Regions from separate parts of the Homo sapiens genome. Here region 2 is linked to region 1. Evidence: chromatin loops called from intact Hi-C (ENCODE). Cell type or tissue: dorsolateral prefrontal cortex. All regions are shown on one strand. Each heading gives the region's core, and the rest is flanking DNA. Links, peaks and the distances in the headings are about the cores only. Region 1 overlaps TXNRD2 (thioredoxin reductase 2). Region 2 overlaps LOC124905080 (a long non-coding RNA gene).

Evidence for each region. Hi-C counts contacts between places; a loop is a spot of excess contacts. Peaks named below come from ENCODE experiments on the same cell type or tissue, not always from the same donor. Only the 100,000 strongest peaks of a DNase experiment are listed, where the experiment ranks them.
Region 2: it touches region 1 in a loop (4-fold over the local background); 13 of 110 quality-filtered maps call a loop at or near these places.

What each region holds. Positions count from the first base shown.
Region 1 is chr22:19,918,986-19,929,795 of GRCh38, reverse strand. It overlaps TXNRD2 (thioredoxin reductase 2), which reads left to right. Exons shown (of 18, transcript NM_006440.5): 3 at 10,197-10,253; 4 at 10,792-10,810. Among named protein-coding and RNA genes, the nearest start is that of COMT, 17 kb to the left of the region's middle. In dorsolateral prefrontal cortex, for the core only: no CTCF peak of the experiment used is centred there; no DNase peak of the experiment used is centred there.
Region 2 is chr22:19,863,549-19,874,358 of GRCh38, reverse strand. It overlaps LOC124905080 (a long non-coding RNA gene), which reads right to left. Exons shown (of 2, transcript XR_007068005.1): 2 at 6,940-7,552. Among named protein-coding and RNA genes, the nearest start is that of RTL10, 14 kb to the right of the region's middle. RefSeq lists an enhancer at 4,746-5,688. In dorsolateral prefrontal cortex, for the core only: no CTCF peak of the experiment used is centred there; a DNase peak (open chromatin) is centred at 5,068; H3K4me3 peaks cover 587 bases; H3K27ac peaks cover 679 bases.

The DNA of each region.
Region 1 (10,810 bases), core at 1,442-9,441:
CCAGTACCGCAGTCAAGATTGGCGAGTGTGTCCTCCACCCCGTTAGTCTGCCAGGGCTGCCGTAATAAACAGACTGCCATAACAGACTGGGCGGCTGAAACAACACATGCTTATTGTCTCTCAGTTCTGGAGGCTAGAAATCATCCAGGTGCGGGCAGGGCTGATTTCTTCTGAGGCCTCTCCGTTGGGCTGTAGATGGCAGTTGTCGTCCCTCTGTGCATGTCTATGTCCTAATCTCTACCTGTACCTGTCCTAATGGATCAGGTGGATGCCCTCTTATTTTGTTGGCTTTTTATTGGAGACAGGGTCTTGTTCTGCCTCCCAGGCTGGAGTGCAGTGGCGTGATCTCAGCTCACTGCAACCTCAAACTCCTGGGTTCAAGCCATCCTCCTGCCTTAGCCTCCCAAAATGCTATTACAAGTGTGGCCACTGTACCTGTATATGGCCTAATTTTTTTTTTTTTTTTTTTGAGATGGAGTCTCGCTCTGTTGCCCAGGCTGGAGTGCAGTGGTGTGATCTCAGCTCACTGCAACCTCTGCCTCCCGGGTTCACGCCATTCTCCTGTCTCAGCCTCCCGAGTAGCTGGGACTACAGGCGCCCACCACCACGCCCGGCTAATTTTTTTTATTTTTAGTAGAGACGGGGTTTCACTGTGTTAACCAGGATGGTCTCAATCTCCTGACCTCATGATCCACCCACCTCGGCCTCCCAAAGTGCTGGGATTACAGGCGTGAGCCACCGCGCCCGGCCTATGGCCTCATTTTAACTTAACTACCTCTTTTTTTTTTTTGCAAGCGAGTCTTGCTTTGTCACCCAGGCTGGAGTGCAGTGGTGAGATCTTGGCTCACTGCAACCTGTGCCTTCTGGGTTCAAGCGATTCTCCTGCCACAGCCTCCTGAGTAGCTAGGATTACAGGCGCCTGCCACCACACCTGGCTAATTTTTGTATTTTAGTAGAGACGGGGTTTCACCATGTTTGTCAAGCTGGTCTCGAACTTCTGGCCTCAAGGGATCCGCCTGCCTCGGCCTCCCAAAGTTCTGGGATTACAGGCATGAGTCACCGTGTCCAGCCAACTTAATTACCTTTTTGAAGACCCTATCTCTAAATACAGTCACATTCTGAAGTGCTAGGGTTTAGGGCTTCCACATAGGGATTTTGAGGGGATATGGCTCAGCCCATAACACCCCAACATTTTCTGAAACCTTGGCAGTTCCTTCCGGCTTCCCCCACTTCTGCATCCTAGGCAACCAGGCATGTGCTGTCTGTCACTATAGTTTGCATTTTCTATAATTGCGTATAAACGGAATGCTGCTGTATGTCATCTTCCTCTTCTGGCTTCTTTCACTCAGGGTAATGACCTTGAGACTCATCTTCGTTGGCGCGAGTGTCGATGGTTTCTTGCTTTTCATTGCTGAGTAGTGTTCTGTTTATGGCTGTGCCGTTTCGTGTACGTGTTCCCCTGTAGCTGGACACTTGAATTGTTTCCACCTTTTGGCCATTGTGGACAGTATTGCTGTGAACGTCTGTCTGTGTGTTTGTGTGGATATATGTTTTAAATTATTTTGGGTAAGTGCCTAAAAATGGACCAACTGGATCGTGTGGTATATCTCTTATTTAGGTATTTTTTCATTTCTTTTAGCAGCATTTTGTAGTTTCTTTTTTACTCAAGTTTTTTTTTTTTATTAAAAAAAAGAAAGATGAGGGTCTCTCTGTGTTGCCCAGGCTGGTCTCAAAATCCTGGGCTCAAATGATCCTCCCACCTTGGCCTCCCAAAACGTTGGGATTACAGGAATGAGCCACGGTGCCTGGCCTGTGGTTTTCAATGTCTACGTCTTTCACATATTTTATCAGATACATCCCTAAGTGTTTCATATTTTTAGAATAGTTTTATTGAGATATACCTCACATTACGTATGCATTTGTCCCTTGGTACCCGAGGACGACTGGGTTCAGGAACTCCCGCTGTTAGCAGAATCCATGGACACTGAAATTTGTGCATACTGGAGTCAGGCAGTTGGCCCTGAAGCACCCACAGATACAGAGTCAGCCCTCTGTATATATAGTTTTGCATCCTATGAATACTGTTTTTTTCTTTTTCTTTCTTTTCTTTCTTTCTTTCTTTTCTTTTTTTTTTTTTTTTTTTTGAGACAAGGTCTCATGTGTTGCCCAGGCTGCAGTAAATGGTGCAATCTCGGCTCACTGCAACCTCCACCTCCCGGGTTCAAGCGATTTTCCCACCTCAGCCTCCCGAGTGGCTGGGACCACAGGCGCCACCATGCCCAGCTACTTTTTGTATTTTTTTGGTGGAGAAGGTGGGTTTCGCTATGTTGCCCAGGCTGGTGTTGAATTCCTGAGCTCAAGTGATCCGTCTGCCTCAGCCTCCCAAAGTGCTGGATTACAGGCATGAGCCACCATGTCCAGTGGAGTACTGTATTTCCAATCCGAGTTTGGTTACAGATTTGGAACTTGCTGATATGGAGAGATAATATATATATTTTTTTGAGACCGAGTTTCGCTCTTGTCACCCAGGCTGGAGTGCAATGGCACAATCTCAGCTCACTGCACTCTCCACCTCCTGGATTCAAGCAGTTCTCTTGCCTCAGCCTCCCGAGTAGCTGGGATTACAGGTGCCTGCCACCACGCCCAGCTAATTTTTGTATTTTTAGTAGAGACGGGGTTTCACCATGTTGGCCAGGCTGGTCTCGAACTCCTGACCTCAGGTGATCCGCCCACCTTGGCCTTCCAAAGTGTTGGGATTACAGGTGGGAGCCACTGTGCCCGGTCAAGGGATTATATTTATTGAAAAAAAATCCATGTATGAGTGGACCTGTGCAGTTCAAACCTGTGTTATTCAAGAACATTTTAGTTTCTCCCCAAAATACCCTGTACCCATTGGCAGTCAGTCTCTTCCCCCCTCTCCCCAGCCCCTGGCAACCACTAATCTACTTCCTATATCCGTGGATGTGTCTGTTCTGGACATTTCAGCTGTTTTTTGGTTGGTTGGTTGTTTGTTTTCAGACAGGGTCTGACTCTGTTGCCCAGGCTGGGGTGCAGTGGCACCATCTCGGCTCACTGCAACCTCGGCCTCTCGGGCTCAAGCAATTCTCCCACCTCAGCCTCCCGAGTAGCTGGGATTACAGGTGTGCACCACCACATCCAGCTAATTTTTTGTATTTTTAGTAGAGACGGGGTTTCACCATACTGGCCAGGCTGGTCTTGAACTCTTGACCTCTCAAGTGTTCCACCCACCTTGGCCTCCCAAAGGGTTGGGATTAACAGGTGTGAGCCGCCGTTGTTTTGTTTTTTGAGATGGAGTCTCGCTCTGTCACCCTGACTGGAGTGCAGTGGTGTGATCTTGGCTCACTGCAACCTGTGCCTCCTGGGCTCAAATGATTCTCCTGCCTCAGCCTCCCAAGTAGCTGGGACCACAGGCACACACCACTATACCCGACTAATTTTTGTACTTTTAGTAGAGATGGGGTTTCACCATGTTGGCCAGGCTGGTCTTGAACTCTTGACCTCAGGTGATCCGCCCACCTCGGCCTCCCAGAGTGCCGGTATTACAGGCATGAGCCACCGTGCCTGGCCTCTTCGCATTTTCTTTTTCTTTTTCTTTCTTTTTTTTTTTTTTTGAGACGGAGTTTCGCTCTTGTTGCCCAGGCTGGAGTACCATGGCACAATCTCGGCTCACCGCAACCTCCGCCTCCCAGGTTCAAGCAATTCTCCTGCCTCAGCCTCCTGAGTAGCTGGGATTACAGGCATGCACCACCACGCCTGGCTAATTTTGTATTTTTAGTAGAGAAAGGGTTTCTCCATGTTGAGGCTGGTCTTGAACTCCTGACCTCAGGTGATCCACCCGCCTCGGCCTCCCAAAGTGCTGGGATTACAGGCGTGAGCCACCATGCCCGGCCCTGCACTTTCTTGATGGTATCCTTTGTGCCACAAAAGTTTTAAATTTTGGTGAAGTCCTAATTTATCTATTTTTTTCCTTTGTTGCTTATGATTTTGGTATCATAGCTAAGAAATCCAAGATCACAAAGATTTACACCTGTGTTTTCTTCTAAGCATTTTATAGTTCAAGCTCTTACAGTTAGGTCTTTGATTTATTTTGAGTTGCTTTAGGGTTTATGGCATGTACCTTAACTTGCCAGTCTACCCTTAAAAAAGCATACATCTATTCCACCCCTCCTAACCTTCATTCTATGTTATTATATCATGTGTTTACTGTTACATGTTATAAATCCATGATACATCATTATTATTTTTGTTTAAAATATACTTAAATCGTGTGAGAAAATCTCACATACTCACCCATTGTATTTCTGTGCTCTTCATTCCTTTGTGAGGATCCACATTTCCATCTGGTATTTTTCTTCTACCTTAAGGGCATCCTTTAGCATTTCTTGTAATATGGCTCTGGGGGTAATGAATTCTCTCAGCTTTTGTATGTCTGAAAACGTCTTTATTTTGCCTTCTTTTTTGTTGTTGTTGTTTTGTTTTGTTTTGTTTTTTGAGATGGAGTCTTGCTCTGTCGCCCAGGCTGGAGTGCAGTGGTGCGATCTCAGCTCACTGCAAGCTCTGCCTCCCGGGTTTGCGCCATTCTCCTGCCTCAGCCTCCTGAGTAGCTGGGACTACAGGCGCATGCCACCATGCCCGTCTAATTTTTTGTGATTTTAGTAGAAACGGGGCTTCGCCGTGTTAGCCAGGATGGTCTCGATCTCCTGACCTTGTGATCCGCCCCCCTTGGCCTCCCAAAGTGCTGGGATTACAGGCGTGAGCCACCATGCCTGGCCCCCCGCTTTTTTTTTTTTTTTCAGTACTTTAAAAATTTTGCCCCTCTGACTTCTGGCTTGCATTGTTTCCAGTGAGAAATCTGCTACTATTTTTATCTTAGTGTCTCTGTAGTGTGTCTTGGTTGCTTTTAGGATTTTCTCTTTTCATTGGCCTTGAGTCCCTCCTTCTTCCCCTCACATGTGGGGACTTTTAATTCCATGTATATTAGGCTGCATGAAGCTTCCCCACAACCTACTGATGCTCTTTTCATTAGAAACATTTCTTACTCTGCGTTTCATTTTGGATAGTTTCTATTCCTATGTTTTCAAACCCACCAATAAAAGATTCTGCAACATCTGACCTGCCATTAATCCCGTCCAGTGTATTTTTCATCTCCTGTATTGTAGTTTTCATCTCTACAATCCAGCTTGAGCCTTTGGTTATATCTTCCATGTTGCTCCTGCACTGTTTGAACATGCAGAATGGCTAGTGGGGCAGTGAGCTGAGGAGAAGGGACAGAGGGGAAGCTCAGCTGTTGGGTCTACGGGTATGATGGAGACCATGCAGCTGAAAGTAAACCGTCACCCCTTCTGCTTCAGTGTGAAAGGCCAGGTGAAGATGCTGCAGCTGATGAGGCTGGGCCTTAGGGTGCGGGGGGTGGTGGAATCTGCTTGTGGGCGGGAGATGTGGCTATGTGGCTATAAAGGATGAAGATGAACGCCCTGTTTGCTTTTCAGCCTCGCTTGGATCAAGGTTAAAAGGCCGGTTGTGGCCTTCTTGGTGGAAGAAAGAGAGAGATAAGGCACTGTCCTCCCCTTCGGAGGGTCTGGGGATACACTAATCCATCAAAACCACTGAGGGCTGGGCGTTGGTGTGTGCCTGTGGTCCCAGCACTTTGGGAGGCTGAGCTGGGAGGATTGCTTGAGCCCAGGAGGTCAAGGCGTAAGCAAGCTGTGATCGCACCGCTGCACACCAGTGCCTGGGCAACAAAGTGAGACTCTGTCTCTTTAAAAGAAAAAAGAAAAAAAAGCCTTTTTTTAAATTAAAAAAAAAATCAAGTCTACCTGAATGGCCTGCAGTTGGACCCACAAACCAGGTACCCAAGTTACCAGGCAAGGCAGCTGCAGTTGTACCAGTCAGAAGTCCACAAGATTTGAAAAAAAAAAAAAAAAAAAAAAGCCTCAGGGGTTTCAGTGAATGCTGTGTTAACTTTTTTTTTTGAGACATAGTTTCACTCTTGTTGCCCAGGCTTGAGTGCAGTGGTGCCATCTCGGCTCACTGCAACCTCTGCCTCCCGGGTTCAAGCAGTTCTTCTGCCTCAGCCTCCCGAGTAGCTGGGATTACAGGCGCCCACCACCACACCTGGCTAATTTTGTATTTTTAGTAGAGACGAGCTTTCACTACTGGTCGTGAAACTACAGTTGGTCAGGCTGGTCTCGAACTCCTGACCTCAGGTGATCTGCCCGCCTCGGCCTCCCAAAATGCTGGGATTACAGGCGTCAGTTACCACGCCCAGTCTGCTTGTTAACTTCTATAAGTCAGATGTTTGATGTGACCGAGTTCAAGGCTGATACAGCCCAGAGCCAGGACAGGTCGAGAGCTGCCCATTTTTAGGGCCTCAGACTTCCTACTGGGAGCATCGCAGCCCCTTCTGAACAGAGGTTTGGAGAAGGTGGGTCATTTGGAGAGAAGTGACCTAAACTATCCTAGTTGAAGGAATCTATCCTTGAAAGTCATCATTGAAGGAATTCAAAAAGAGAAAACTTAAGGGAAAGGAAAAAAATAGTTTTAAATTTTAAAGAGTGGGCATGTGGGAGAGGGGGTGGAGATAGTTAAGAGTTATAGGAAAACATTTCCAATTAATATGAGGAGAAATTTTATATTGGGAGAGTTCCCAAAATTAAATGGCCACTTGGGAAGGCAATACATTCCCAGACAAAGGCACCAGGCATAGGTGAACACTTGGTGAGGATGTTATGAAGGAGACTCAAACTTCAGGTAAGCAGGTAGAACAAATTGCATATAATATCCTTCCTGGCCGGGCATGGTGGCTCACGCCTGTAATCCCAGCACTTTGGGAGGCCGAGGTGGGCGGATCATGAGATCAGGAGTTTAAGACCAGCCTGACCAACATGGTGAAACCCCATCTCTACTAAAAATACAAAAAAATTGGCCGGGCATGGTGGTGCGCACCTGTAATCCCAGCTATTCAGGAGGCTTAGGCAGGAGAATCGCTTGAACCCAGGAGGTGGAGGTTGCAGTGAGCCAAGATCACGCCACTGCACTCCAGCCTGGGTGACAGAGCTAGACTCCATCTCAAAAAAAGAGAAAAAAAGATCCTTCCCACACCAAAAGTCTGTAGCTGTGAAAAGTAGCTACCATATAGTGCAAGTTGAGATGCATAAGAGGTTTATAAAACCACCCTGGAGTCGAAGGAGAGAGAACTTTTGGTAGGGAGTAAGTAGGTAAAAAGGGACCCAAAGGTCTGGGATCTTGAACACTGAAGGAGGAACAGTGTTCTGTGAGAAAGGTTTGTTTTTAACATGTTAATTTCTTCAACAAACCATTTGAATACTTAATGTGGTCCAAGCTCTGGGCCAGGACCCGGAACAACAAAGACAAACCAGGACCAAAGCCCCTGACTGACGGAGTTCTGCAGTTTAGTTACCGAGACAGACACATGAACAGATAGTTCATCATATGTGATAAGGTGGAGTTAGGGCACACAAGTGAGGCATCTAAGCAAGGAAATAAAAATAAAAAAGTATGGAATAGTTAGAATACCTGTTTTATTGATCTTTTCTGCTAATTCTGACATCTGTGTCTGTTCCAAGTCAGTCTCCATTGACTGATTTTTTTTTGTCCCCTTTATAGGTGTATTTTCCTGCTTCTTTGTGTGACTGGTAATTTTTGGTTGAATGCCAGACACTTGAATTTACCTTGTTGGGTTCTGGGCATTTTTGTATTTCTAGAAATACTATTATTGAGCTCTGTTCTGGGATGCAGTTATTAAGAGTCAGTTTGATCCTTTTGGGTCTTCTGCAAAAGATTTGTTAGGTGGGTATGGAGCAGTGCCCAGTCTAGGGCTAATGATTCTCAACTACTGGGGCATGACCCAACGCCCCAGGAATTATATGCTTTTCCCAGTCCAGATTCTGGGAACAGGCACTGTCCCCTGCCCTGTGTGGGCTCTGTCCCCTCCAGTCCTTCCAGGTGGTTCTGTCTGGTCTCAGGTAGTTTCCCAAGACACATGCGCCGATCAGATCTCTCAGATTCTCTGGGCAGCCCCCTCCTCACTGTCTTCTGTGCATGACCTCTGGCTGCCTCAGTCTCCCCCAGTTCTCAGCCCTCTCCTGTGCTGGATTCTCCCCATCTTCCCCAGCCTGCAGTGCTGGGTCCTGGAGACTCCCCAGGGCTCACCATGTTTGTTTCCTCTCTCTCAGGTCCTTTGTTACCTGACATGGAGTACCTGAAAGCCCGTTGTTTCATGCATTTTACCTGGGTTTTGGGTTGCTTCAGGGGGAGGGTAAATCTGGGCCCTGCTGCTCCATCGTGGTCAGATGTGGGAGTTACACACTGGCACACTGGCTTTTTTTTTTTTTTTTTTTGAGACAGGGTCTTGCTCTGTCACCTAGGCTGGAGTGCAGTGGCACAATCTTGACTCACTGCATCCTCCACCTGCTAAGCTCAAGCCATCCCCCCACCTTAGCCTCCCGAGCAGCTGGGACCACAGGCGCATGCCACCACACCCAGCTAATTTTTGTATTTTTTGTAGAGACAGGGTTTTGCTATATTGCCCAGGCTGGTCTCAAACTCCTGGGCTCAAGCAATCTGCCTGCTGCGGCCTCCCAAAGTGTTGAGATTATAGGCGTGAGCCACTGTGCCTTGTGGACATTAGCTTTTTTTTTTTTTTTTTGAGACAGAGTCTCGCTCTGTCACCCAGTCTGGAGTACAGTGGCACAATCTCGGCTCACTGCAAGCTCCGCTTCCTGGGTTCACACCGTTCTCCCGCCTCAGCCTCCCGAGTAACTGGGACTATAGGCACCTGCCACCACGCCCAACTAATTTTGTTTTTGTATTTTTTAGTAGAGACAGGGTTTCACCGTGTTAGCCAGGATGTTCTCGATCTCCTGCCCTCGTGATCTGCCCACCTTGGCCTCCCAAAGTGCTGGGATTACAGGCATGAGCCGCTGCACCCAGCCAAGCAAAATGGATTTTAAAAATGAACTCTTACAAAACTTTGTTCTAATCTTGCTTTCTAATAGCCACGAATCAAACACTTTCCTTGGCATTTTAGGGTTCATGAGATTTGTGTGTGCCTTGGGAGGCAGTCAAGTCCAAGGCCTGAAGTTTGCTGATGCAGTGCCCAAGCCCGGGCAAATGGAAGCTTGAAATTAGCCCTAGCTAATGTTTTTTTTTTTTTTTCTTTCTTTCTTTTTTGAGACAGAGTCTTGCTCTGTCGCCCAGGCTGGAGTACAGTGGTGTGATCTCTGCTCACTGCAGCCTCTGCCTCTTGGGCTCAAACGATTCTCTTGCCTCAGCCTCCCGGGTAGCTGGGGCTACAGGCTTGCACCACCACACCTGGCCAATTTTTTAATTTTTATTTTTAGTGGAGACACGTTTTACCATGTTGGCCAGGCTGGTCTTGAACTCCTGACCACAAGTGATACACCTTCCTCAGCCTCCCAAAGTGCTGGGATAACAGGTGTGAGCCACCATGCCCGGTCCTGGCTAATGGTTTCTGAGTTGGCCCCAGAACCTGTGGCCCTGGGTGGCCACACTGCTGGCTGGGAGGGCAACTGGGTGGCTCTGCAGCGGGAAGTGTGGTTTGGAGTCAGGTCTCGGCTCCTGCTCTGGGGCTGGTCCACCCTGGGGCTGCTGCGTCACTTCTCCTGAGCTTTGGTGTCCTGGTCCTGAGAGTGAGGCAGCGAATGCCCACCTAGGGGGCTCTGGCTGGGATGGGAAGGGGCAAGGGAGAGCCTCTGAGTCAGGAGCCATTCCCGGTGAGTGGCTACCTGGGGGATGCCACCCAGGGATGCTTGGGTGGGCACTGGGCTTATGGTGAACGTGAACATGCAGGGGCAGGTGGGGCTGATGCCAGCACTGTGAGGGGTGGATGGTACAAAGGCTGCGGGCCCTGAGAGGTCTGAGGGCTCCTGCCTGTGGGCAGCGCAGCTGGGTGGGCAGTGCCAGAAAGAGACTGGAAGACTCAATGCAGAGCCAGCAGGCAGCGCAGCTCAGCAGGCCAGAGCGCAGAGGCAGATCAGGGGTCCCTAGCATTGCGCAGCTCAGCCACTGTGTGGGCAGCCGCAGGCCCAGGCCCTGCCCACACTCTTCTGGACCTCACAAGCCCTGAGGAGTGCCTGTTCTTGAGTCCTGAGCCAGCTCCCCATGCTCACCTGCTGCTCTCCTTATCCTTCCAGCCGCCCAGCTGGGAAGGAAGGTGGCCGTGGTGGACTACGTGGAACCTTCTCCCCAAGGTAGGCAGCACCCTATGGGAGCCGGGTGTCCTGGGGAAGGAGGTGGGAGGTGGGCCCAGTTCCTGTACAGAGGGCAGCTGACACCAAAGTCCTTCAGCCCTGCTGTCCATGGTTTCTGGACAGTGTCCTGTTTCACTCATCATTACTTTAAAGTTCTTGACCATTATCGAAAACAACTCTGGCCAGGTGCAGTTGCTCACGCCTGTACTCACAGCACTTTGGGAAGCCAAGGCAGGCCTTGATCACTTGAGCCCAGGAGTTCGAGGCTATAGTGAGCTATGATTGCACTACTGCACTCCAGCCTGGGTAACAAGAGCAAAACTCCATCTCAAATAAATAAATTAATAAATATTAAAAAGTAAAAACAACTGTTTTTATTTTCGAGTACAGTTATAGAGAGCAGATTCGTGTGGCATGTCAGCTGGTCTGTGTTAGAGTTACAAAGCAACTTTAAGGAATTCCAAACACTCTAGAAGAACAGGGAAGCCTCCAGCAGTCACCTGAACATAAATTCAAATGTGCTCTTCCCACGTCCCAGGCACCCGGTGGGGCCTCGG
Region 2 (10,810 bases), core at 348-8,347, 54 kb after region 1:
GAGGGCCTCTTGCCTCCCTGTCTGCCCAGCCGACCAGGAGTACCTGTTGCTGGTGGCCTGAGAGCCACCCACACGTCCATGTCCCCACTGGCCCCTCCAGGTGGTTTTCTCTGCGTGCCCCTTCTTCCCAGAACACACCGTGTACCACACACCTGCTCTCTGTGACCTCGGCTCTCCCACGCTGTGTGGCCCATTCAGCCGGCCTGCACATCCCCTAGGAGGGACCAAAACATCCACCACACACATCCCAGGCAGCCGTGGGTCCTTGGGCTCCTGCTGCACAGGGGCTCATACCCTCCTGGTAAGTGGTAGGCAGGGGTCCAGCCCAGTTTACAAGCAATGGGTGCTGCAGGTGAAGAGTGGCCACAAAGAGGCCAGCACTGCTGCCCCAGGCCCTCTCAGGGCCGGTGCTGAACTGGCAGGCACCTGGCTGCAGACCAGGCCCAGGGGACCCCGCAGGCACAGGCCATCCCCACACCTCACTACTCTGGTGGGACACTGGCCCAGAGCCCCCACCCAGGCAGCTGCACAGCCAGGGCAGGAACCAGGGCCCAGCAGGGCAATGTGGGCAAAGCGGCCGCTCTCCCGGTCTCCCTTGCCCAGCGTGGGACCGGTGTGCTGGGCCAACAGTGGTTTCGATCCTGCGTCTCCCTGGAGACGGCCCAGGGAGTGCAGGGTGGGGCCAGAGCCGGGTGCTCTCCGCCTGGCCCCGCGGCCGCCGTCCTGCCGCCTTCACATGTTTTTATGGTGCAATAAAAATATGACTTTAATTCCTCAGATTGTTCTGTGTAACCTGCAATTACCCCCGGCGACATCCTCCACACTTCTGCTGTGGCACCGGATCTCGCAAAGACGTGGGAGCAGGAGAAGTGGGCGGGGGGTGCTGCCCAGCGAGGCTGAGTGGCCCCTCTCTGCCACACCCTGCATGGGGCAGTGTCACCCTCTCCTGCCCCCAACACCCCTGAGTGACATTGGGCAGTTCCCCAGGCCCCCTGGGTGGTCCACATGCAGGGGAGGGGACACACAGTTATGGAGGGCTTCGAGGGCCACAGCGGGGCAGCAGGGGAGGGCAGGGCCTGGCAGGGCTCTGAGGAGTGGACAGGGGGTACAGCAGGGGTCATCAGCTCAAGGGGAGGGGTAACTGAGATGCTCAGACTGCAGCCCCCTCCCTGAGCATGCTGCACCCTTGCTTGGCCCTAGCCTCACTTGGCAGCCATCGGGCACCTCGGCCCTGCTCTCCTGGCCGTGAGGTGACCTTAGTGCTGGCTAGGCCCTCAGGCAGGGCTGCCCCTGTGAGAGCAGCAGCGTCAGGTGGGGCTGCAGTTTGGTGGGGCTGCAGTTGAGAGCACCTGTTTCCTGGCCTCGGGTTTGGGCTCCTCCCACAGGGTCTTGGCACATGAGCTCACCTCGGCTGACACCTGCTTGCCTTACCTGGCCCACGGCCACTCCAGCCCCAGTGCAGCAGCTTGGAGGTGCCGCCAGTGCCTGGGCACTGGGCCCTGGTCCCCTCCCCAGGTTGAAGCAGGACCCAGAGGCAGGCCTGAGGCCCCCACCTACCCCTCACACACTGGGCAAGAACTGGAGGTGACCCAAGACCTTTAATGAGGGATGCCCTGAGGTGGCTGGGCAGTGTGCTCATCGGGGCAGGGCCATGAGGCCACACTAACCCCTCCAGGCCCTATTGAGGCTCCAGGTGCCTGGGCCACCTCGGGTTGAGGCTCCATCCTAGTGGCGTCACCGCCCCATGCTCACATCCCTCCCCAAGAGAGCACAGGTTGGCACCTGGCTTCAGTGGGTGGCATGAGAAGCGTGTTGGTGTCTGCGTTGGGCTGGTGGGTGGGGGCCACTCCTGCCTCCCAGAGCTCAGAGCCACCTGAGCCTCCTGGTCTCGGTCCCAGGCTGCTGCCCCACCCCGTGTCCCTCTGGGAGCCACTTCTCCTCCCCAGGGTCCCTGAGTGCCCCTGTCCTGGGCAAGAGATCCTCCCGCCCAGCCTGATGAGACCTGCTGGCCTCTGCCCACCTGCCCTCACTCATCGCCACTTCCCACCCTTGGGCCTAGTCAGGGTCCAGGAGGGTTGGTGTGGGTCATTCATTGCCAGACACGGGGATCCCCACCCTCTGGAGCAGGAAGCAGCAGGGGGTCTACACCCAAGGCCAGCGGGCCAGCATCAGTGGCCAGGGCAGGTGGTGCAGCCCCTACAGGTATTAAGGCCCAGGCACAGGGCGCCCCATCAGGAAGCATCTCCCTCTGAACTGCCTCTCCATCCAGATGGGCCTGGGCCAGGTCTTACTCTTGGGCAGTAGAGGAAGATGCCCTCTCCTGGCCCCAAATGCACAGGCTGTGGACCTCCCAGCCCATGTGGGGGCCTCAGCCCAACTCACATGGGGCGAAGACTAGAATGGGAGTGTGCTGGGGTGGTGTCCCTCTCCACAACCCAGCTACCCCCCACCTGGGACTGCTCTAGCAGGGCCTGGACGTGGGCCCCCATGCCACCAGGGACCCCGCAGCCCATCCACCCAGCACCTTGGCCCCTACTTTTGCCTGCTTGGCCAGGCCAGAGAGCCAGCCAGCTGCTGAGAGAGACTTCCAGATCCCACTCCCTGGGCTTCCATGGAGCCCTAGGCAGCAGCCCCACGCCCGTCCTGGTAGGGCCACTGGCCCACAAGACCCCTCCCATGGGCCCCCAGGCTGCGTCCTTGGGCTAGCCCACCTCTGTCTCCCTGGCCCTCCCCTCCCCAGCCCTCCCAGCGGAAGCCCAGAGCTCAACAGAGCCTGGCACGGGAGCATCCTATGCCCAGCCTGGTCTCCTTCCTCTACCACCATCTTCGAGCTGGGCTCTCTGGCTGGGCACTGCATGGCCCTGCAAGCTGCCTGAGGTTCTTCCTGGACCAGGCAGGGGCATAAAGAGGTACACGCTGGCGTCCTGGCTGCCACCCCGAGCAGAAGGCAGGCAGGGAGGAACTGGCTCCGTGTGCTCCCATGTCCCTCTGCGCCCGGGCTGAGGGGCCTCCCCCCTGTGCTTGGGGCTTCTGGGCTGTGCTCTTCCAGGCAGGATCCAGTGCTCCAGTGCTGTGCAGATCCCAGCTCTGCTGTGCCCCTGCCCAGACCAGGTCCCACGGGGCCGGCTGCAGGGAGCCGAGCTGCTGGTGGGCTAGTGAAGGAAGGAGCTCAGGGTTGGGGGCAGGCGGGCAAGGGCCTGTCCAGCCACAACCTGGAATGTTCAGCTTGGGAAATAGCTGGACAGAAGATTCTTCAACAGGCAAGAGCTGCCACGAGACTGATAACCCAGGAAATGGATGTGATGCAGCCCCGACGGGGTTCTGGGAGGCAGAGTGTGGGAGGGATGGGACCCCGGACACCTGGGCGCTCCTTGGGCCTCACCTGCAGCAGCCCCCTGAGCGTCAGCCACAGGGCCCACCTCCAAGCCCGGCAGGCGTGGCTGGCATCATCGATTTCTGTTCCCAGAATCCACCATGCAGGGTGAAGTTTGGCCAAGAGTTGAGGACTTGCCACAGACACCCTGCGCTCCGTCAGGCGGTGACAGCATCCAGCTCGGGCTGGCACTACGGGTCGTCAGGGAATACAGGCGACAGCAGCCGAGACTGCCTGCACTGGCCAGGAGTGGAGGACGACAACCCACACGGTGCCTACGCCCTGCGGCCAAGTCCATGCACTAAATGCCAGTGATTGCTGCTGTCAACACCCTGGATGGGTCTTCTGGGCAACCCTGGGAGAGAGAGGCAAGACTGTGGGCCCATTTTCCAGATACTGCTCCTTAATCCCTGCACACTTGATCATGGGAACCGTCAGGGCTGCAGCTTCAGACCTGGGCCTGGTGCCCGTGGGCCCTTGGTGCTGTCCTGCAGATGCAGCCGAGCCTCACTCCTGCCGCACCCTGACCACCCTTCTGTCCCTCATCTTCCCCTATGCCTGCTCTCGAGGCGTGGCCTAACTCCCTCAAATCTCCCTGACCTCTGGTCCTGCCGCCAGAGGGTTCTGGAGCCCTGCTTGTCCTGGCCCCCAGCCAATCCTGTGTGCCTATGAGGACAGCGAGGGGGCCGTCTGTGGGGCCCAGCAAAGCATCTTAGGCCCGAGCCTGCCTGATCCCAGCCCTGACATGGTGTACGGTGCTCAGGTTACCCTAATCCCAAAACCCAAGCTGGCGTTCCCAGAGCCTTCCCTTACTTCCCAGTGAGGGGGACAAGCAGAGACTCTTTGGAGACAGAAGAGAACTTCCCCCGCTGTGCCTTTTGGTTGGTAGCTGACTCTCACAGGGGCAGGGCAGAGGGCTGGGCACCCACAGGAGTGAAAATCCAGGCCCAACAAACCCAAGTGTGTTCAGGACATGGAGATGCAAAGCCAGCGGTGCCGGTGAAGCAGGACCGAAGGGCAGGGCAGACCTGGCTCAAGCCTGGCGAGGTCCTGGCCTCTAGGGTTTCGTGGGACAATCATGGGGCCTTGCGGTTCCACAGAATGGAACTTTTCCCCCCTAATTAAAACTGGAATCTTTTTGGCTTATAACTGGTGATCAAATAACACCAAATGCTTGAGAATAAAGTGGAGCCACCGGCAGGAGGTGGTGTGGCCTTGTAACTCAGCAGCTGGGGGTGCAGCCAACTGTGCCCAGCCCTCTACCCTGGCTGCTGGCCTCTGACCCAGCTGGGACTCCCAGGGCCACCCCTATACTAGGCACCCCAGCTTGGGGCGGGAACACCCCACAGGCTCCCTTTTTGTGATTATATAGGCGAGGCCATGCATGCTGAGGACTGCGAAGGACGCTGGTGTCTTCTGCATCATGGTCTCCCTGAAGCAGAGTTAGTTCCTGACCTACAAGGGTCACAATGTGGGACAGAATGTCAGGAGAGTGCAGCACCATCCGGATGTGTTCTCTTCAGGCCTCCTGCTCGATGAGTGAGGAGACCGAAGCCCAGACCCCCCACGGGCCCCCGGGCTGTGCAGTAGCGCACAGGCCTGCCACCACCCTCCCTGCCAAGGCCTCAGCACCGGGTCCCTGCCCATGGGAGAGGCGAGACCTCTGCAAGGATTCAATGGCTCATTGTTCTGCCCGCGGTGGCTGGAATTGGGCCGAGTGATTATAATAATAAAGTCCTAACAGTCCGCCTGTGGTTGGGTTTCCATAGCTTGGGGAGTATTTGATTTTCAAAGCCTCGGTGGGGCGGAGATGCCATATCAATGCAGCAGGCGCTTCCCATCAGCCAGTTCTTTACAGATCAGAGTCTCCCATCCAGTGCCTTACATCTCTGGAAAGGTGCTGTACCTGTCAGCTCCCAGGTGCCCAGGCATGTCAGGGCGGAAGACCGCACCAGGAGGCCCAGACACAGCAGGGATGAGTCCCGCCTTCACCAGCTCAGACAAGCTCTGATCCCACCCCACCCGCGGAGGGCCGCCGTGAGGACCAGACAGCCACCACGGTGGGGGCCCCCAGTGGGTGGGGACACTGCCTTTACTCCTGCCTGGGACTTTCTTCTGCACCCGCCTTGTCTGGCCTCTGTGCCTTTGCCCATGCTGTTCCCTCAGCCCAAAGCTGTGCCTTCCTCTTTCTGCCCTGGCTAATGCCCCCTCATTGGTTAAGATTCAACACACAGGCTCCCCTCCAGGAGTCCTCCCTGTCAGCTGGCAAGATGAGGCACCCGCTTAGGGCTCCCACAGAATGCTGTTTCTTGATTACTCTAAAGCCTGTCTTTCTCTCTTGCCCTGCAGGGGCCTCCCTTCTTCACATTTTTGTCCCCAGCATGGTACCTGCCACATAGTAGGTGCTCAAAGCATGGCTGTAAAGCATGGCATGAAGGCTTTATGCTATGTTTTCTGTTTTTAAGTGTCCATGGTTGACAGGGCGCAGTGGCTCACTCTTGAAAGCTACTCAGGAGGCTGAGGTGGGAGGAACACTTGAACCCAGGAGTTCGAGGCTGCAGTGAGCTATGATCACACCACTGCATGCATGACCTCCAGCCTGGGCAACACAGGGAGACCCCATCTCAAAGAAAAAAGAAAGGAAAATTCTAGGACAAAAAGTAAAGGTAAAAATAACAAGTGAAAATTGGACATTTAACTGGATGGACTGTATTCTTAAGAAGAGATTGGAGATGGCAGAAGTAAGGGTCAATGAACTTGAAGAGAGATTTTTAAAAAGTTCTCCAATCAAAAGTATAGAGAGTAACAAGATTAAAAAGAACAATGAAAAAACAGCCTTAGGGACCTGAGCGACAATATTAAAACAACTCACATCCTGATGTCTCAGGAGAGGAGAGAGAATGAGGCAGGAAAAAAAAACTGAAGAAACAATGACCTAAAGTTTCATGAATTTGTTGACAAACATCAAAGAATCACAGCAAACTCCAAGCAATATAAGGATAAAGAAACACAGCCAGGCCTATCACAGTCAAACTCTTGGACACCCCAAGATTAAGAGAAAACCTTGAAAGCAGCCGGGACATGTTGTACACGCCTGGCAACTTCCCATCAGAAAAAAGTGTATGGGCAGAAAGAAGAAAAAGCCAACTCCGGGCCAGGCACAGTGGCTCACACCTGTAATCCCAGCCCTCTGGGAGGCCGAGGTGGGCGGATCGCTTGAGGTCAGGAGTTTGAGACCAGCCTGGCCAACATGGTGAAACCCCGTCTTAAAAAAAAAAAAAAAAAAAAAAAAGAAGGCAACTCCAAGATCTATGTGCAGTGAACTACTTTTCAAACCCTAAACAGACATAAAGGCATTTCAGATAAAGTCAGCCAAGATCACTCCTTACCAGCAGACCTGCACTACAAAAACTGCAGTAAAAAGTTCTGCAGGCAGAAGGGAAATTTTCCCAGATGGAAACTTAGATGGACAGACCGAAATGAAGGGTACAGGAAGTGGGAATATACAGGTAAAGAAAAATACCGTATTTTTCCTTCTCTTATTTTCTTTAAACAATACTGATTACTTAAGAATTATAACAATGTATATTTGGGTTTATATTAATGAAAAACATATGACAGCAATAGCAAAAACATGGTTGCCAATGGAATTAATTATACAGATGCAAGGTTCTTACACTTAATGGGAAGTAGTACATATAAGGTGTAGGTAGTAAGTAGGTTATAATAAAGATATACAGTAAGTAGGTTATAATAAAGATGTACAATGTAAACTTCTAGAGCAACCACTAAAATACAAAGAGGTACATCTAAAAAGCCAGTATCAGGAGCTGTTTTTTTTTTCTTTTTTGTTTTTTTTGGTAAGTGGTGGTCCATTGTATAGATACGCCAATTTTGTTTATCCACTCACCTACTGGTGGGTTGTTTTTGGCTATTACAAATGAAGCTACAATGAATGTTAATGTAAAACTTTCTGTGTAGACATACATTTTCAGTTCTCTTGGATGAACATCTACGAGTGAAATGGCTAGGTCATAGGTAGGTATATGTTTAACACAAGAATGACAAATACTTTTTCCAAGATGATTATACCAGAGTCCCACCATCATTCTTCACATACGTTTCACACTTCATATTCTTTTCAGTTGCACATGGAACTTTCACCAAGTAGACCATACACTAGGACATAACAACAATAATAAATATCAATCATAAAAAGATAGCTTGGCAATGCTCCCAACTGGGAAATTATACAACACATTCTAAATAACTTAAGAATCAAAGACGAACTCATAAGAGAAATTGGAAAATATTTTGAATTAAATGACAATGAAAAAATAACACATCAATATTTCTAGAACGTAGCTAAGGCAGTGGTTGGAGGGAAATTTATAGCTTTAAATACTTATGTTAAAAAAGAAGAAAGGTTTACAATCTATGCCCTAAGCAACCTCCTTAAGAAACCAGAAAAAGGGCCGGGCGCAGTGGCTCATGCCTATAATTCCAGGACTTTGGGAGGCCGAGGCAGGCAGATCACAAGGTCAGGAGATCGAGACCATCCTGACTAACACGGTGAAACCCCATCTCTACTAAAAATACAGAAAAAATTAGCTGGGCGTGGTGGTGGTGCCTGTAGTCCCAGCTACTTGGGAGGCTGAGGCAGGAGAATGGCATGAACCCCGGAGGCAGAGCTTGCAGTGAGCCGAGAATGCGCCACTGCACTCCAGCCGGGGCGACAGAGTGAGACTCTGTCTCAAAAAAAAAAAAAAAAAAAAACACAAAACACAAAAAACAGAAAAAGAAGTTCAAATTAAAACCAAAGTAAATAGAAGGATGGAAATAAACATAAAAGTGGAAATCAATAAAATAGGAAACAAATAATGGAGAAAACCAGTAAGGTAAAATGTTGGTTATTTGAAAATAAAAAGCCATAAAATTACCTATATCAAAGATGAAAGAGGAAATACTGCTACAGAGACTACTGGCATTAAAAGGAGAATAAATCAATATGAACAAATTTAGTTCACTAAATTTGAAAATTTAGATGAACTAGACAGATTCCTTAATTTACACAAGAAGCAGCAGAAAATATGAGTAGCTCTATATCTATTAAAATAATTAAATTCTATCCCATAAAGAAAACTCCAGGCCCAGATGGTTTCATTGGTTAATTTGATCAAACATTTAAGGAAGAGATAATGCCAATATTACACCAATTATTTAGGAAAATAGAGAAGGGAGAAGCACCTCCAAACTCATTTTATGAGGCCAGCATCATCCCTCAAGAATACAGACGCAAAAGTCCTTAACAAAATGTGAACAAATTGTACTTAGCAACACGTACAAAGCATTCATTATGACCACATGGAATTTATCCCAGGAATGCAAGACAATTTCACAGCCAACATTTAATCAACGTAATTTATCACATTAACAGAATGACAAAGAATAATACCGTGATCATATCAACAGAGAAAGAGCATTTGACCGAATTCAACACCCATTTACGAAAAAATAAAACTCTCTAGGAACTAAAATGAAAAGGAAACTCACTCAACCTGATAAAAAGGCATTTAGGAGAAACATCTACAGCTTACGCTGTACTTAATTGTGAAAGACCAAACGCTTTCTTAAAATCAGGAACACGTCAAGGACGCCCACTCACACCACTTTCACTGAACATTGTCACTGACGGACCTGGCCACTGACATAGGCAAAAAAATCCTGTATAGATATGTATGCATATGTGTACACATCATATGTACATTATAGGTAAATCAATATGCAAATGTCATATACAAATGAACATATATATATGAAAGAAAAGCGCAATTGTTTTTAATTGTAGATGACACGATCATGGACATGGAAACTCCTAAGGAATCTATAAGACAACTACTAGACCTAATACGTGAATTTAGCAGGAACTCAAGGGAAAATGTCAAATCTACTTTTATATATTAGCTATGAACAACCAGAAAGTGAAATTTAAAACAATTTAAATGGACAAATAATGACACATACCCATGGGGTACATAGTGATGTTTCAATACATACAATGTGTGGTGATTAGATGCCGGTCAACTAGCTTATCCATCATCTCTAGCGCTTATCATTTCTTTGCGTTAGGGAACATTTGCTATCCTCCTCCTAGCTATTTGAAACTATACATTTTTGTTAACTGCAGTCATCCTACAGTGGTGTAGAACACTAGAATGTATTCCTCCCATCTAGCTGGAATTTTGTATCCTTCAACACGTCTCTCTCTCTCCCTCCCTTCCCCCAGCTCTAATAGCCTCTGTTTTACTTTTGACTAATGTGAGATCATTTTTTTTACCTTCCACATATGAGTGAGGACATGTGGTGGTTAAAAGTACCATTTACAGTAGCATCAAAAAACATAAAATGTGTAGGGATAAATTTAATAAAACATGCCCAAACCTATGCACTGCAAACTATAAACATTCCTGAAAGAAATTAATGAAGACCTAAGGTCGGGCACGGTGGCTCATGCCTGTAATCCCAGCACTTCGGGAGGCCGAGACAAGCAGATCACTTGAGTCCAGGAGTTCAAGACCAGCCTGGACAACATGGTAAGACCCATCTCTATTAAAAATACAAAAATTAGCCAGGCATGGTGACACATGCCTGTAGTCCCAGCTACTTGGGAGGCTGAGGCAGGAGGATCGTTTGAGCCTGTGAAGTGGAGGTTGCAGTAAGCCGAGATTGTGCTACTGCACTCCGGCCTGGGCAACAGAGTGAGACCCTGTCTCAAAAAAAAAAAAAAAGAAAAAAGAAAAGAAATTAATGAAGACCTAAATCAATGAAGAGATGTAATCTGTTCAAGGATTGAAAGATGAGATATTTTTAAGATGTTCTATGTCCCCAAATTTATAGATTCAACAAAATCTTAATCAAAATCCCATGAGCAATTGTCAGGCTGATTATTTTTATAGAAATTCACAGATTGATTACAAAGTTTACATGTATGTGCAGAAGAACTAGAATGGCCAAAACAATTTTGAAAAAGGAAAACAGAGTTGGAGGACTTACACTATCTAATTTCAAGTGTTACTATAAAGCTATCATTTTGTTTATAGAGACAGAGTCTTGCTATGTTGCCCAGGATGGTCTCAAATTCCTGGCCTTAAGTGATTCTCCCACCTTGGCCTCCCAAAGATTACAGTCGTGAGCATTGTGCCTGGCCAGCTACAATAATGAATACGGTATGCTTTGGGCCTGAGGACAAAAATCAGTGGAACACAATAGGGGTCCGGAAGTAGATCCGCACAAATGTAGTACCTGGATTTTAACAAGAGTGCCAAGGTGATTCAATGGAGAAGACGACAGTCCTTTTAATTAATGGTGCTAAAACAATGGGATGTCCATAAGGAGAAAACAAACTTTGACTCACATCACACATGAAAATCAATGCAA